Linked DNA regions of Homo sapiens: region 1 is linked to region 2. A link is a contact called in ENCODE Hi-C or POLR2A ChIA-PET data. All regions are on one chromosome and are shown on one strand. The core of a region is the stretch at or near the end of the contact, and the rest is flanking DNA. Distances in the headings are between cores, read along the strand shown.

The links. Hi-C counts contacts between places; a loop is a spot of excess contacts on that map. ChIA-PET counts read pairs that join two places held with the same protein, here RNA polymerase II (POLR2A). Pooled maps may share reads with other maps.
Region 1: a loop to region 2 is called in a pooled map, with 2.4 times the contacts of the local background. The contact joins two enhancer-like sites. A Hi-C loop is called at or near these places in 2 of 50 pooled maps. POLR2A ChIA-PET finds 5 or more read pairs at or near these places in 9 of 52 experiments (GM12878, PC-9, Panc1 and 5 more).

The regions. Positions count from the first base shown.
Region 1 is chr11:46,645,135-46,652,253 of GRCh38, reverse strand. ATG13 (autophagy related 13) reads right to left here. Exons shown (of 19, transcript NM_001346311.2): 4 at 6,835-6,915; 5 at 6,265-6,384; 6 at 3,071-3,117; 7 at 1,937-2,077. Among named protein-coding and RNA genes, the nearest start is that of ATG13, 31 kb to the right of the region's middle. Within about 2 kb of position 2,938, at least 14 of the 41 ENCODE cell types and tissues checked have a DNase peak (open chromatin) inside an H3K27ac peak, as active enhancers do.
Region 2 is chr11:46,550,873-46,557,840 of GRCh38, reverse strand. All of the region lies in intron 1 of AMBRA1 (autophagy and beclin 1 regulator 1), which reads left to right. Among named protein-coding and RNA genes, the nearest start is that of AMBRA1, 40 kb to the left of the region's middle. Within about 2 kb of position 3,525, at least 12 of the 41 ENCODE cell types and tissues checked have a DNase peak (open chromatin) inside an H3K27ac peak, as active enhancers do.

The DNA.
Region 1 (7,119 bases), core at 1,689-4,188, 95 kb before region 2:
TTTTTTGAGATACAGTATAGCCCTGTCACCCAGGCTGGAGTGCAGTGGTGTGATCTTGGTTCCCTGCAACCTCCGCCTCCTGGGTTCAAGTGATTCTCATGCCTCAGCCTCCCGAGTAGCTGGGATTACAGGAGCGTGCCACCCTGCCCAGCTAATTTTTTGTATTTTTAGTAGAGACAGTGTTTCGCTATGTTGTCAGGCTTGTCTCGAACTCCTAACCTCAAGTGACCACCCACCTCAGCCTCTCAAAGTGCTGGGATTACAGCCGTGCGTCCGGCCCCTGTGAGCAGTAATGATTACTCCAGAGATACCTAATAAAGGAACACTTTAAACACTGGTATGAAAAGGACTAGCAGTCCTAGGTAACTAAGCCGATGATTTTAGTAGGGTATCTTTCTAATATATCTCAATAGAAGTCTAGCAATTTTCAAATAAAACAACTTGAAACCAGAAGACTACGGAGAAGACGGCAAAAATTTATTAAAGACCTAGAAAAATAGACATGGTTAGGCTTGCTAGGATATTGCTAAGAAAGTTAAAGGAAATGACAACTATTCTCAGGTACCGGATTATTTCAACAGAACTAGATAAGTCTCTCCTCCTTTGGTCCCTCTATCTTGCTATACTATTCGTCTAAAAATCAGCTCTATACATGTAAGGCAAAGGCTTAAACCAATGGCTTATCACTAAATACAAAAGAAAGGCATCTTTGGTAGATTTGGGACCCCAGCATTCCAAGCTCTTCTCTCACACTTTGCTACATACCCTCTACTCCACCACTCTGGTTCATCTGACAATCTGAGCAGAGCTCTGACCCTGCCCTCCACTTCTGTGCCTTGCTAGCTGCTGAACTCTCCATCTGGAATAATTATTCTCCCTCACTTTTACCAGCTCAAATTCTCTTTCCCTAATAGGCTAGCTTGAATGCTACTTCCTTCATAAGAACTGCACTGTTTACCAACCAGAACAAATTTTATCTTTCTATATTCTCTCAGTACCTTTTTTTCCTGATTCTGGTTTGCAGTTTTCAAATCCTGCTTTTTAAAAGTAATTATACATGTATCAAATTGTTTTCCTCACTACATTAAACCACCTCTAATGCTGGGCCTCTGTATAGTTCTTAAGTTCTCCTGGCACAATGCTTGCACTAAAAAGGTGCTCAATAAATGTGCTGAGGTGAAATGCTCCAAGGAAAATACTCTGTTGACCCATTCTTTATATCCACAGACAACTAATTAAAAACTTAAACTGAGTTAACAGTTTGTTAGACAAAGTTTTAATTTAACCCTGGAATACAGAAAACTGTGGAATCTTCCCAGTATAGACTGTTTTTCAAAGTCTTGACTTCCAGGCCGGGTGCCGTGGCTCACACCTATAATCCCAGCACTTTGGGAGGCTGAGGCAGGCAGATCACAAGGTCAGGAGCTCGAGACCAGCCTGGCCAATATGGTGAAACCCTGTCTCTACTAAAAATACAAAAATTAGCTGAGCATGGTGGCGGGTGCCTGTAGTCCCATCTACTCGGGAGGCTAAGGCAGGAGAATCACTTGAACCCGGGAGGCAGAGGCTGCAATGGGCCAAGATCGCGCCATTGCACTCTAACCTGGGCGATGGAGCGAGACTCCGTCTCTAAATAAATAAATAAATAAAACTCTTGACTTCCTTCCCTAGCTCTAAGATGTTTATCACTAGGACCTCAACATCCATTCCACAGGAATCACGATTGTGCATATAGAAAAGGATAATAAACCTGGTGGCTTTGGAAGGGTGAGGTTCATAAGGCAGGCTGGATAGTGATCACATGAAAGCGACAGCATCAATAATCCAACAAACCAACCAACTGTCCAAAACATCATCACAGAACATCTAAATGCCAGACAATGTACAAAGTGAGGGGGTTGATGAGTGAATCAAGATGACCATCTATGCTGTTTACCTGTATAATATGACATATTCATGCCCTTGTTTCCTGGAGAGCCTATAGGCTGGTGTCACCCTAGTTATAGCAAGAAGGGACTTCAGCAGCAATGACAGTCTGTTGTACACCGTGTAGGAAACTTTGATTTCTTTATCACACCTGCCAGGCACAAAGATATGGTCAGCATTCTTCTATTTAGCGCTGGAGCTACACAAGACCAAATTTATTATTAAGACATGTTCTGACTAACCAGAGAACTCTAATTACACCTTTATCAACAGATTACTGAGGTAAGCCAATGTTTTACTTTCTCATGTACTAGACACAGGCAAATGAGCACCAAAAGGCACCCAATATATTTTTTCTAGCTTCAAAGTGGTTATTTTTTTTTTAGAAATAAAGCAGCACATCTGAAAACATATAAATAAATAAATACTGCAATTATATACACTGAAGGTGCAAACATGTACTATCCTATGAGCTGTCTATCTCGATAATCTAACAGAAGTCTGCAGAAAAGTCAGCTTGGCTCTAAAATTTTGGGTCATAACCTGGCAATTGCATTTATTCAATAAAGAAAATTAATGTCCACCACATATACTTATCACTAAGATTTTTCTTTTGATGTGTTGATGTTTCCTCAATTTTCCTATATACTCTTGTTGAAAACTGAAGCTTCAGGCAAGAGATAAGCTAATCTGCCTTGAAAGAAGAAAATGGGGAAAGGAAATAACATGCATTTCCAATCCATGACCCATACAGTCTGTAAAAAGGAGCAGGGAGGGGAAATCTTATTGGATGGCTGCCACACAGAAAACAGACAAAACAGAGTAGTCATATTACAAGAGCTCGCAAGGGATTTAATCAGAGAACTAGCTGTACTCTGGGAAAACAACAAAGCCTTTTCAGCTTTTTCTGCTGCTCCTTTCCCTGTAGTATCTGAGTCTCTCTGGACTGATGTTCCCTCTGAAGGTCATCTCTGTGTCCAGGCTGGAAGCCAAGGATGAAGCAAATTGTAGCAAAGACCTATTGGCTTTGTTAAGTGGTCAGAATGCCCTCCCTGACTCTGAAAACAAAGCCCTGCTTTTCACATGATGTCATCTACTTTATCCTCAGCAACCACAACCAAGGACCCTAAGACGCAGCACTTACTTTTCATTCATTTCAAGACACCATATTTCCAGCTCCATGGAATCTCCCTGTAGAAAGGACAAATTTAAAATATTTGTTTAAAAAATTTTTAATTTCAAAGCATTACAGTCACTATAAAAATATTAAAAGGTATAGATAAGCAAAAAAAAAAGAATAGATATCAACTTATAATCGAACAAGCCTCTTCTCTAAATAAAAGGGCAATCACAGTCTATATGCTATTTTGATGACTTGTTTTTTCTTAATAAATACGTCATGGAATTTTCCTTATAATTAAAAATTCTAAATCATTTAAAATGGTTCCACAGTATCCCACCATATGACTATCATTTTATCCAACCAGTCCTCCAATTCTTGGACATAAAGGTTGTTTCTCTCTCTCTCTTTTTTTTTTTTTTTTTTTTTTAAAGACAGAGTCTCACTCTGTCGCCCAGGCTGGAGTGCAGTGGTGCAATCTGGGCTCACTGCAAGCTCCGCCTCCCGGGTTCACGCCATTCTCCTGTCTCAGCCTCCTAAATAGCTGGGACTACAGGCGCCTGCCATCACAGCCAGCTAATTTTTTGTATTTTTAGTAGAGACGGGGTTTCACATGTTAGCCAGGATGATCTGGATCTCCTGACCTGGTGATCTGCCTGCCTTGGCCTCCCAAAGTGCTGGGATTACAGGCGTAAGCCACTGCGCCCGGCCAAGGTTGTTTCTTTATTCTTTTTTGGGGGTATCTTCATCTTAGTGTGAACATAAAGGTTGTTTCTAATTTTCATTACTGCAAAAATTGTGATAAACAACCTTGAGACTAAAACTTCTCCCACAAACTCAATTAATTTCTTTGGGAAAATTTTCAGAATTACAATTGCTGGGCCAGGCATGGTGGCTCACGCCTGTAATCCCAGCACTTTGGGAGTTGTACTAAAAATACAAAAATTAGCTGGGCGTGGTAGCGGGTGCCTGTAGTCCCAGCTACTCAGGAAGCTGAGACAAGAGAATCGCTTGAACCCAGGAGGGGAAGGTTGCAGTGAGCCAAGATCGTGCCACTGCACTCCAGCCTGGGCAACAGAGCAGGAAAAAAAAGTGCTGGGGGGGGTGGGGTTAAGTAATTTGGCTAAAGTCACTCAGCTGGGATTGAACTTGGCTCTGTGTAGCTCCAAATTCTATTTACCTTTCATTATACCATACAGCCTTATAATCTATCAGTGAAAATACATTGAAACAGTATCTGCATCAATCCTAATGTGAAATAAGGCAAGCAAAAACATTTTTTAAAACTCACAATACAGGCTGGGCAAAGTGGCTCACTCCTATAATCCCGGCACTTTTGGAGTGTGAGGCAGGAGGATCAGTTGAGGCCAGGAGTTTGAAGCTGCAGTGAGCTATAAGCAGAACTGCACTCCAGCCTGGGCAGTACAGGGAGACCCTGTCTCTACAAAATTTTTTTTTTTTTTTAAACATTAGCCATGTGTGGTGGTGCAGCATATACTCCCAGCTACTTGGAAAGGCTGAGGTGGGAGGATCCCCTGAACCTAGGAATTTGAGGCTGCAGTGAGCCATGACTGCGCCACTGCACTCCAGCCTGGGTGACAGAGTGAGACCCAGTCTCAGAACAATAGCAGGCTGGGCATGGTGGCTCAGGTCTGTAATCTTAGCACTTTGGGAGGCCCACGCAGGTGGATCACCTGAAGTCAGGAGTTCGAGACCAGCCTGGCCAACATGGTGAAACCTCGTCTCTACAAAAAATACAAAAAATAGCCAGGCATGGTGGCACGCACCTGTAATCCCAGCTACTCGGGAGGCTGAGGCACGAGAATCGCTTGAACCTGGGAGGCGGAGGTTGCAGTGAGCTGAGATCATGCCACTGCGCTCCAACCTACGCGACTCTGTCTCAAAAAAAAAAAACAAAAAAAAAAAACAAAAAAAACAAAAACCCAAAAAGCAACCACCACCACCACCCAGCAAGTCACACTCTAGAAACAAATATAAACAAAGCAGCATATGAAGTCTAAGTTAAGACTGCAGTTATATCTCCCATTAAAAGGGGGAAAGTTTCTAGAGCACGCGAGTCTTGAAGGATGAGCAGAAGTATGTCATGTGAACAAGAGGGTAAAGACCCTATACCAAGTGGTTGGAATAATAAGTTCAAAAACCACGACCCCTGTAATCCCAGCACTCTGAGAGACTGAGGCAGGCAGATCGCTTGAGCTCAGGAGTTTGAGACCAGCCTGGGCAACATGGTGAAACCCCATCTCTACAAAAAATACAAAAACTAGCTGGGCATGGTGGTGCATGCCTATAGTCTCAGCTACTCAGGAGGCTGAGGTGGGAGGACTGTTTGAGCCTAGGAGGTCGAGGCTGCAATGAGCCATGATTGTGCCACTGCACTCCAGCCTGGGTAACTGAGCAAGACCCTGTCTCAAAAAACAAAACAGGCCAGGCGCAGTAGCTCACGCCTGTAATCCCAGCACTTTAGGAGGCCGAAAGTGGGCGGATTACCTGAGGTCAGGAGTTCAACACCAGTCTGGCCAAAATAGCAAAACCCTGTCTCTACTAAAAATAAAGAAACTAGCTGGGCATGGTGGTAGGCTCCTGTAATCCAAGCCACTTGGGAGGCTAAAGCAGCAGAATCGCTTGAATCCAGGAAGCGGAGGCTGGAGTGAGTCAAGATCGTGCCACTGTACTCCAGCCTGGGCAACAAGAGTGAAACTCTGTCTCAAAAACAAAAACAAAAACAAAAAACAAAAAACAGGGTGGGTGCAGTGGCTCACCCTTGTAATCCCAGCACTTTGGGAGGCCAATGCGGGCGGATCACAAGGTCAGGAATTCGAGATCAGCCTGACTTAACATGGCGAAACCTTGTCTCTACTAAAAATACAAAAATTAGCCAGGCATGGTGGCATGTACCTGTAATCCCAGCTACTCAGGAGGCTGAGGCAGGAGAATCACTTGAACCTGGGAGGCAGAGGTTGCAGTGAGCCGAGATCGCTCCACTGCACTCCAGCCTGGGCGACAGATCGAGACTCAGTCTCAAAAAAACAAAACAAAACAAACAAACAAAAAAGAACAAAAAAAACTATGACCCCCTCAGAGAATGATAAGAATATCAGAGAGGAAAGGGGCAGGAATAAGACTGAGAAATGAACTGGACTCAGAGTGTGAGGAGCCTTCAGTGCTAAATGAAGACACCAACCTGGCCATAGCCTTACCTCAGAAGTCTTAAGTGAAATCTCCACACACATGGACCTCCCGACTGCAGGCAGCTGTCCTGCCAGTGCCTTCTTTGCTTCATGTGTAACCTCTGGGATGTCTTTGATTGCTAAGTTGAACTGGAAAACAAAAGGGACTTTTGCATGAAACACTCACAGGAACATTATGGAAAAAGAAATTAGTGTATGCTGGGTAATGCAAGTATTGCTGTGGCTGATTAAGGAAGACAATTCATTCACTTCTCCCTTCCCCATAAGGGATAATCCTGCATCAAAGCCCCAAATCTCAAGTTGAAAAAGGTAATTATCATTACAAAAATTAGCTAAGACACAATTTTTATCTTACAAGGACTAAGCTTTTCATCTATCACAGCAGAAAGTTAAGAACCAAATAAATTCAGGATTAACATACAATAAGAACAACCTTTTCAAGTAAATGGATCAAATGGAATTAGATATTTTACTTTTATAATACTATAAATGGTATTACTTATTATTGCACTTGAGAACTTTACACATTCCTTGTGACAAACACTACAGTATACACCTTAGTAAATAATAGAATTTTACCCAATCTGAACCCGTTGGAGAAGATGATGAACGAGTGCAAATCTTTTCACCAAGCCGAGCCTGGACAATCACTTGGACAGTCTAAAGAAAAAAAAAACACAAAAGAAATCCTAAAATGATGAAAAGTCTTAGACTAATCTGGCTCCCGATCAGGGTTAAAATCCTCCCAATACAGAGTTTAAAAGATGCCAATTAATCATAAGTATACTTTGGGAAACAGTATAATTTTAATTTTTGAGAACAGAAAAAACACCACATACAAAAAATAACTTTATAAACATTCCT
Region 2 (6,968 bases), core at 2,276-4,775:
ATCACCATGCCGGGCTATGTTTGTTTGTTTTTTGAGTCAGGGCCTTGCTCTGTCACCCAGGCTGGAGTGTGGTGGCATGATCAGGGCTCACTGCAGCCTCGACCTCCTGGGCTCAGGCTATCCTCCCACCTCAGCCTTCCGAGTAGCTGGAACCACAGGCACATGCCACCATGCCTAGCTAATTTTAAACAATTTTTGTAGAGACAGGGGTCTCACTATGTTGACCAGGCTGATCTTGAATTCCTGGACTCAAACAATCCTCCCACCTCAACCTCCCAGGGCAGGGATTACAGGTGTGAGCCACTGTGCCTGGCTGGTTTTATTTTTTGTTTTTAAAAAGGTGACAGTGGTAAGATCTTTTATATGAAATGGTTTGGAGACCTCTACAGTGGACGGTCTCATTTTGCCTAGAAGAATTTGTTTTAAATTTAATTTGTCTGACTGTTTACAGGGCTTTGTGGCCTAAACTTTTTATTTTTAGAAATTAAATATTGTGTGTTCTTATTACCATTTTCTTTCTTTCTTTTTTTTTTTTTTTTTGAGATGGAGTCTCACTCTCTCCCCCAGGCTGGAGTGCAGTGGCGTGATCTCGGCTCACTGCAACCTCTGTGTCCCAGGTTTAAGTGATTCTCCTGCCTCAGCCTCCTGAGTAGCTGGGACTACAGGCACATGTCACCATGCCTGGCTAATTTTTTTTTTTTTTTGAGATGGAGTTTCGCTCTTGTTGCCCAGGCTGGAGTACAATGGCACGATCTCTGCTCACCACAACTTCCACCTCCCGGGTTCAAGGGATTCTCCTGCCTCAGCCTCCTAAGTAGCTGGGATTGCAGGCATGCACCACCATGCCTGGCTAATTTTGTATTTTTAATAGAGACAGGGTTTCTCCATGTTGGTCAGGCTGGTCTTGAACTCCTGACCTCAGGTGATCCACCCGCCTCAGCCTCCCAAGGTGCTGGGATTACAGGCATGAGCCACCGCAACCAGCCCTTATTACCATTTTCATACTAATTCTTCATTACAGAATGAAGCTATTATTCTACTATAAGCATTTTTCATATGGTAAATATTTTGATCCTTGTGGTAGCCCTGTGATATACATACTATCAATAGTCACATTTTATGGATGAGGAAACTAAGGTACAGTCAGGTTAAGTAACTATTCCTAGAAATCAAGATACCATCATATACCAGGAAAAGGATGGAGCTGGAATTCAATCAACCATTCTGACTGCGGGGCCCATATATATGACTATACATATTGACTGTAATTTGGATGTTATGGATAATAACAATAAAATAAATATCACTCATGACTTCTCCATCTAGAGTTAACCAGTTAGCACTTTGCCATATCCTTGGATATCTTTTGCACACAATAGATACACAATTCAGGGAATAGTTGGAGTTTTTCTGCTTCTAGGTGTGTTTGCCTTCGGGAATGTGTTGTTTACTGTTCTAAATTTATGATGTTTTTCCCCACATTCTCTGTACCCCTGTAAATTCAGTCTAGTGTAAGAGTCACACAAGAGCTGTATGGAGTCAGGTGTGGGTGCTGGCTTGTGGTGCTTACAGTTTGAACTTTGGTTCTATATGATGTTACTTGAAGTATCCTGAAATGGCCGTAGGAAAGTCCTATTAATAAAAACAAAGCTGCCAGTCGTAGAAAACCCTGTGTATTTCCATCCATATGGAGTTTCCAAAGAGTACTGGGGCAGTTTTAGGCTTCTAATTAAAAGCCTGAAATTTTGTAGTTAATTTTCCATTTGGGTGAACTTTACTTATGCAAGTGGTCTTAGAATTAGTATTTAAAGGATTTTTTAAAAAATAATTATATCCTTGGGTTAAATCAAGTTATGGAATATATGTCAGTATTACATGGTTGGTTTGACTCTTAGACTTTGCCCACATGGGCATAGTGAAGTGGAAGAGAGATGCAGTTACTCAAATAAATAAGGAGATTGGACTCCATTTTAACAGCTTCTTGCAGGTCTATAGGTTTCTGAATCACACTCCTAAATGCAATAGGAAGGGGAAGATTTGGGGTATGAATTATTAGTCAGGTTTTAGATACAGCTATAAATTGTTGGTTCTGGTTTTTAATTCACTTTACTAAACTATGTAGAGGGAGCCCAAATCACAATGAATTATTTTTGCCACATAAACATACTTTATTTTCTCCCTGAGCACTTTTTACTTTGTTTTCTGGTAACAGCCTTTGACATAATTCTTAGAAATCTGCTACTCTTGGGAATTGTGGTGTCTCTGGGGTTTCAGTTGGCCCTATTGTTTGGTGAGGGAAACCATAGTGAACCTCAGAGAGGATTCAATAGTAATAAAAACAACAGAAACAAGATTCATATTTCCACAGCTGTTTTCTTATTTGGAGTCTCATAACAACCCTATGAAGCAGACATTGTGATCATGTTTTACAGAGGAGGAAACGAAGCCTCAAAGAGGTTAAGTATCCCCAAAGTCGTATAGCTAGAAGGTGGAGTAAAATTCCTGGCATAAGATAATCAGATTGCACAAGGAACCTCTAAATCTAACTTCTAATTCCCACTGGGTTGTGGCATACTCTCTAGATGGTTTTTATGAGTAGTTGTTAAATATAATTGTCTCTTAGAATTAAATAGAGAAAATCTGGAAAGGTGATTGCCTTCTCACCTTTGGAGAGTACTCAGTCATGTTATTGGGAGTGGGAGTATGTGTGTGTGGAAATGGGATGGAATCTTGGCATTTGTCTTTTTGTTTGTTTGTTTGTTTTTTTAAGACAGGGTCTCACTCTATTACCTGGGCTGAAGAGTGCAGCGGTGCAATCATGGCTCACTGTAGTCTTGACCTCCTGGACTCAAGCAACCTTCCCACCTTGGCCTCCCACCATGCCTGACCGGCATTTGTCTTATGTACATATCCTAGCCATGTCTTTTGCTTCTACTTGGATAAGCTTTTGGTGATTGAGAATTGATTTTGGGGACTGTGTGACGGTATCACAAAGACTATTGTTGGTAACCTTTGTCTCAGTCTGCTTTACTTTAAGGGACAGATTGGGAAACTTGTTTCTTCTTCCTTTTTAAAAGAGGAATGAAAAACACAATTGACTGGCATTTTCTCCTCATCAGCAGCCCTGTGTGACTTCAGTTTGACTTAGCTCCCTTTGTTCTTTACAGGGAACAGAGTAAAATCTCTTCTCAGGTGGCTGGTAAGAGCATATCAGGAGAGAAGTCCCTTATCCTTTTAAAGCAACAGCAAATATTTTTCTTCAGATGAAAGAGAGATTGTGTAATTGTTTTACTCCCTCTGACTTCTTCCCATCAGTAAAGCTTTCTCTTGTTTGAGCTGTTAGTGTGTTTAGGTCCCTGGAAATTGATAGAAATGTTGTTTGGTAATCCTGATCCTTTGATTTTTTTCTTGGTATTGATATTTGTAGCTACTCTTTCCCCTTTCTGAATCCTGTAGGAATCTGAGGTTGCATCACAGTTTTCTGAGTCATACAGTACTTGTGACCTGTATTTTATTGTTCCTCTTGAGTAACAGGAGGTCGGAAGGTCGGTTTTTTTTATTTTTTATTTTTAGGAATTGGACTGCTGCTGTTTCCACCACACCTTGTAAGATTATAAATGGTTTAAGTGTATTTCTTTGAAAGTGCCTTTATATTGCACTGTTAAGACAAAGGACTCTCAAGATGTTTCTTCTGAACTTTTTTATATTGGGTAAAAGAATTGCAGTAGAGGGTTAAGGTAAACTAATAGGAACTGTATTTTTGGCACTTTCCTGGTTAGTAATTAATCACTTATGTGGCAGTTTGACCGAAGGGCTACCCTGGGTTCAGGTCTAGATTTCTGATCCTAATCTATGAGTTGTCAGGGTTACTAAGGAGATGATTTCCTTCCAGTTAGTTCATCCTTAGCCTATTCAGGAAGTTGGCCTGAAAATGTTGATATTTTCAGTACATATTTATGCACTAATAAGTGATGAGAGCTGTATCATGAGGATACAGGCTAGAATTTGTTTCTTTGTCACTCCTTAGGTAACTCTGTGCTGTGTAGGACTAGGAACTTGGTGAGTTTTTTTGTTTTTGTTTTTGTGTTTTTTTTTTGAGATGGAGTCTCACTCTGTCACCCAGGCTGAAGTACAATGGCACGGTCTCAGCTCACTGAAAGTTCCACCTTCCAGGTCCAAGCGATTCTCCCAACTTAGCTTCCCAAGTAGCTGGGACTACAGGCATGAGCTACCACGCCTGGCTAATTTTTGTATTTTTAGTAGAGACAGGGTTTCACTATGTTGGCCAGGCTGGTCTCGAACTTCTGACCTTGTGATCTGCCCGCCTTGGCCTCCCAAAGTGCTGGGATTACAGGTGTGAGCCACTGCACCTGGCCAAACTTGGTGTTTTCTTGCTGTGAAATCTTTCTGACTTTTACATCTTAGTACTCCAGTGAGAGAACTCCTTCAACACAGGCTGTTAATGTTTTTTTCTGTCTGTATTTGGATACATCTGGTTGTGTACTCTTTAGATTGCAGCCTTTTGTGAAATGTAAAGAGCCAATTATTGTTTGGCTTTTTACAATAAATAGTTATTACTTTTTAAAAAAGTGAATGGTGGCCGGGCGTGGTGGCTCACGCTTGTAATCCCAGCACTTTGGGAGGCTGAGGCGGGTGGATCACCTGAGGTCAGGAGTTCGAGACCAGCCTGACCAATATGGTGAAACCCTATCTCTACTAAAAATACAAAAATTAGCCGGGTGTGGTGGCAGGCGCCTGTAGTCCCAGCTACTCGGGAGGCTGAAACAGAATTACCTGAACCCAGGAGGCAGAGGTTGCAGTGAGCCGAGATCGCCCCACTGCACTGCAGCCTGGGTGACGGAGCGAGACTCTGTCTCAAAAAAGAAAAAAAGTGAGTGATGAGGTTTGGGCTTCTGGTAATAATAATTTTTAAAATTAAAAAGTGAAAAAAAAATAGAAACTTGCCTATTAAAATTATTAAATCACCAATAATGCCACTACTGAGAGACAACCATGGTTAGTATTTATTGTATTTCTTTTGTATCCTTTTTCTCCTAATATTTTTTAAACAAAGTTGGGATTAATACTGCATATAGAATTTTGTGTTCTTTTTTCACTTAACATGTACTTACCGCATAATTTAATTTTTTTTTTTTTTTTTTGAGACAGAATCTCGCTCTGTTGCCCAGGCTGGAGTGCAATGGCACGGCTCACTGCAACCTCCGCCTCCCGGGTTCAAGTGATTCTCCCGCCTCAGCCCCCTGAGTAGCTGGGATTACAGGCGCGTACCATCACGCCTAGCTAACTTTTGTATTTTTAGTAGAGACGGGGTTTCACCATGTTGGCCAGGATGGTCTCGATCTCTTGAACTTGTTACCACCCACCTCAGCCTCCCAAAGTGCTGGGATTACAGGTGTGAGCTACCGTGCCTGGCCTTTTTTTTTTTTTTTTTTTTTTTTTTTTTTTTTTTTTGAGATGGAGTCTCACTCTGTCACTCAAGCTGGAGTGCAGTGGTGCCATCTTGGCTCACTACAGCCTCAGCCTCCTGGGTTCAAGCAATTCTCGTGCCTCAGCCTCCCAAGTAGCTGGGATTACAGGTGTGCACCACCACGCCCGGCTAATTTTTGTATTTTCAGTAGAGATGGGGTTTCGCCATGTTGGCCAGGCTAATACCGAATTCCTGACCTCAAGTGATCTGCCTGCCTCGGCCTTCCAAAGTGCTGGGATTATAGGCGTGAGCCACCATGCCTGGCCTCATTTAATATTTAATTTAATTTATTTTTTTGATTAATTAATTGGTTAATTTTTTTTTGGAGATGGAGTTTCACTCTGTCACCCAGGCCGGAGTGCAGTGGTGCGATCTTGGCTCACTACAACCTCCGCCTCCTGGGTTCAAGCGATTCTCCAGCCTCAGCCTCCCAAGTAGCTGGGATTACTGGTGCCTGCCACCACGCCTGGCTAATTTTTGTATTTTTAGTAGAGATGGGGTTTCACCATGTTGACCAGGCTGGTCTCGAACTCCTGACCTCAGGTGATCCGTCTGCCTTGGCCTCCCAAAGTGCTGAGATTACAGGCATGAGCCACTGCACCTGGCCTAATTTTTGTCTTTTTAGTAGAGTAAATTTTGTATTTTTAGTAGAGTAGGTTTTGCCATGTTGGCCAGGCTGGTCTCAAACTCCTGACCTCAGGTGATCCGCCCACCTTGGCCTCCCAAAGTTCTGGGATTACAGGCGTGAGCCATCGCGCCTGGTGTCGTTTAATATTTTAAAGAAAATTTTTGATAAAGATAACAGATTTACCTTTTTCAAAAACTAAAATTTCAGCACCTAGTGCAGTGGTTTGCACCAGCCTGGGCAACATAGCGAGACCCCATCTTTAAAATAATTTTAAAAGTTAGCTACTCTGGAGGCTGAGGCAGGAGGATTGCTTGAGCCCAGCACTTTGAGGCTGCAGTGAGCCATGATTGCACCATCGCACTCCAGCCTGGGTGATAGAGTGATACCCTGTTTCTTTAAAAAATAAAAATAAAGTCCCCACAAACTAACTAAAATTCCATTTCAAAAACACTGACAGGTATTAATCCATTTTTGTTTCCATTTATCTAGTCCCTCCAGTCCCCAGCGTGTTACCATTAGTTTTTCTTCTTATTCAAAGGTAGCTTTACTCGATATATTGTTTTGTACCTTGCTTTTTTTCTCTCGACAATATATTTTGGACATCTATTCTTTTTTTTTTTTTTTTTTTGAGGCGGAGTCTCACTCCGTCGCCCAGGCTGGAGTGCAGTGGCGCGATCTTGGCTCACTGCAAGCTCTGCCTCTCGGGTTCATGCCATTCTCCTGCCTCAGCCTCCTGAGTAGCTGGGACTACAGTCTCCTGCCACCACGTCTGGCTATTTTTTTTTTTTTTTTTTGTATTTTTAGTAGAGACGCGGTTTCACTGTGTTAGCCAGGATGGTCTCGATCTCCTGA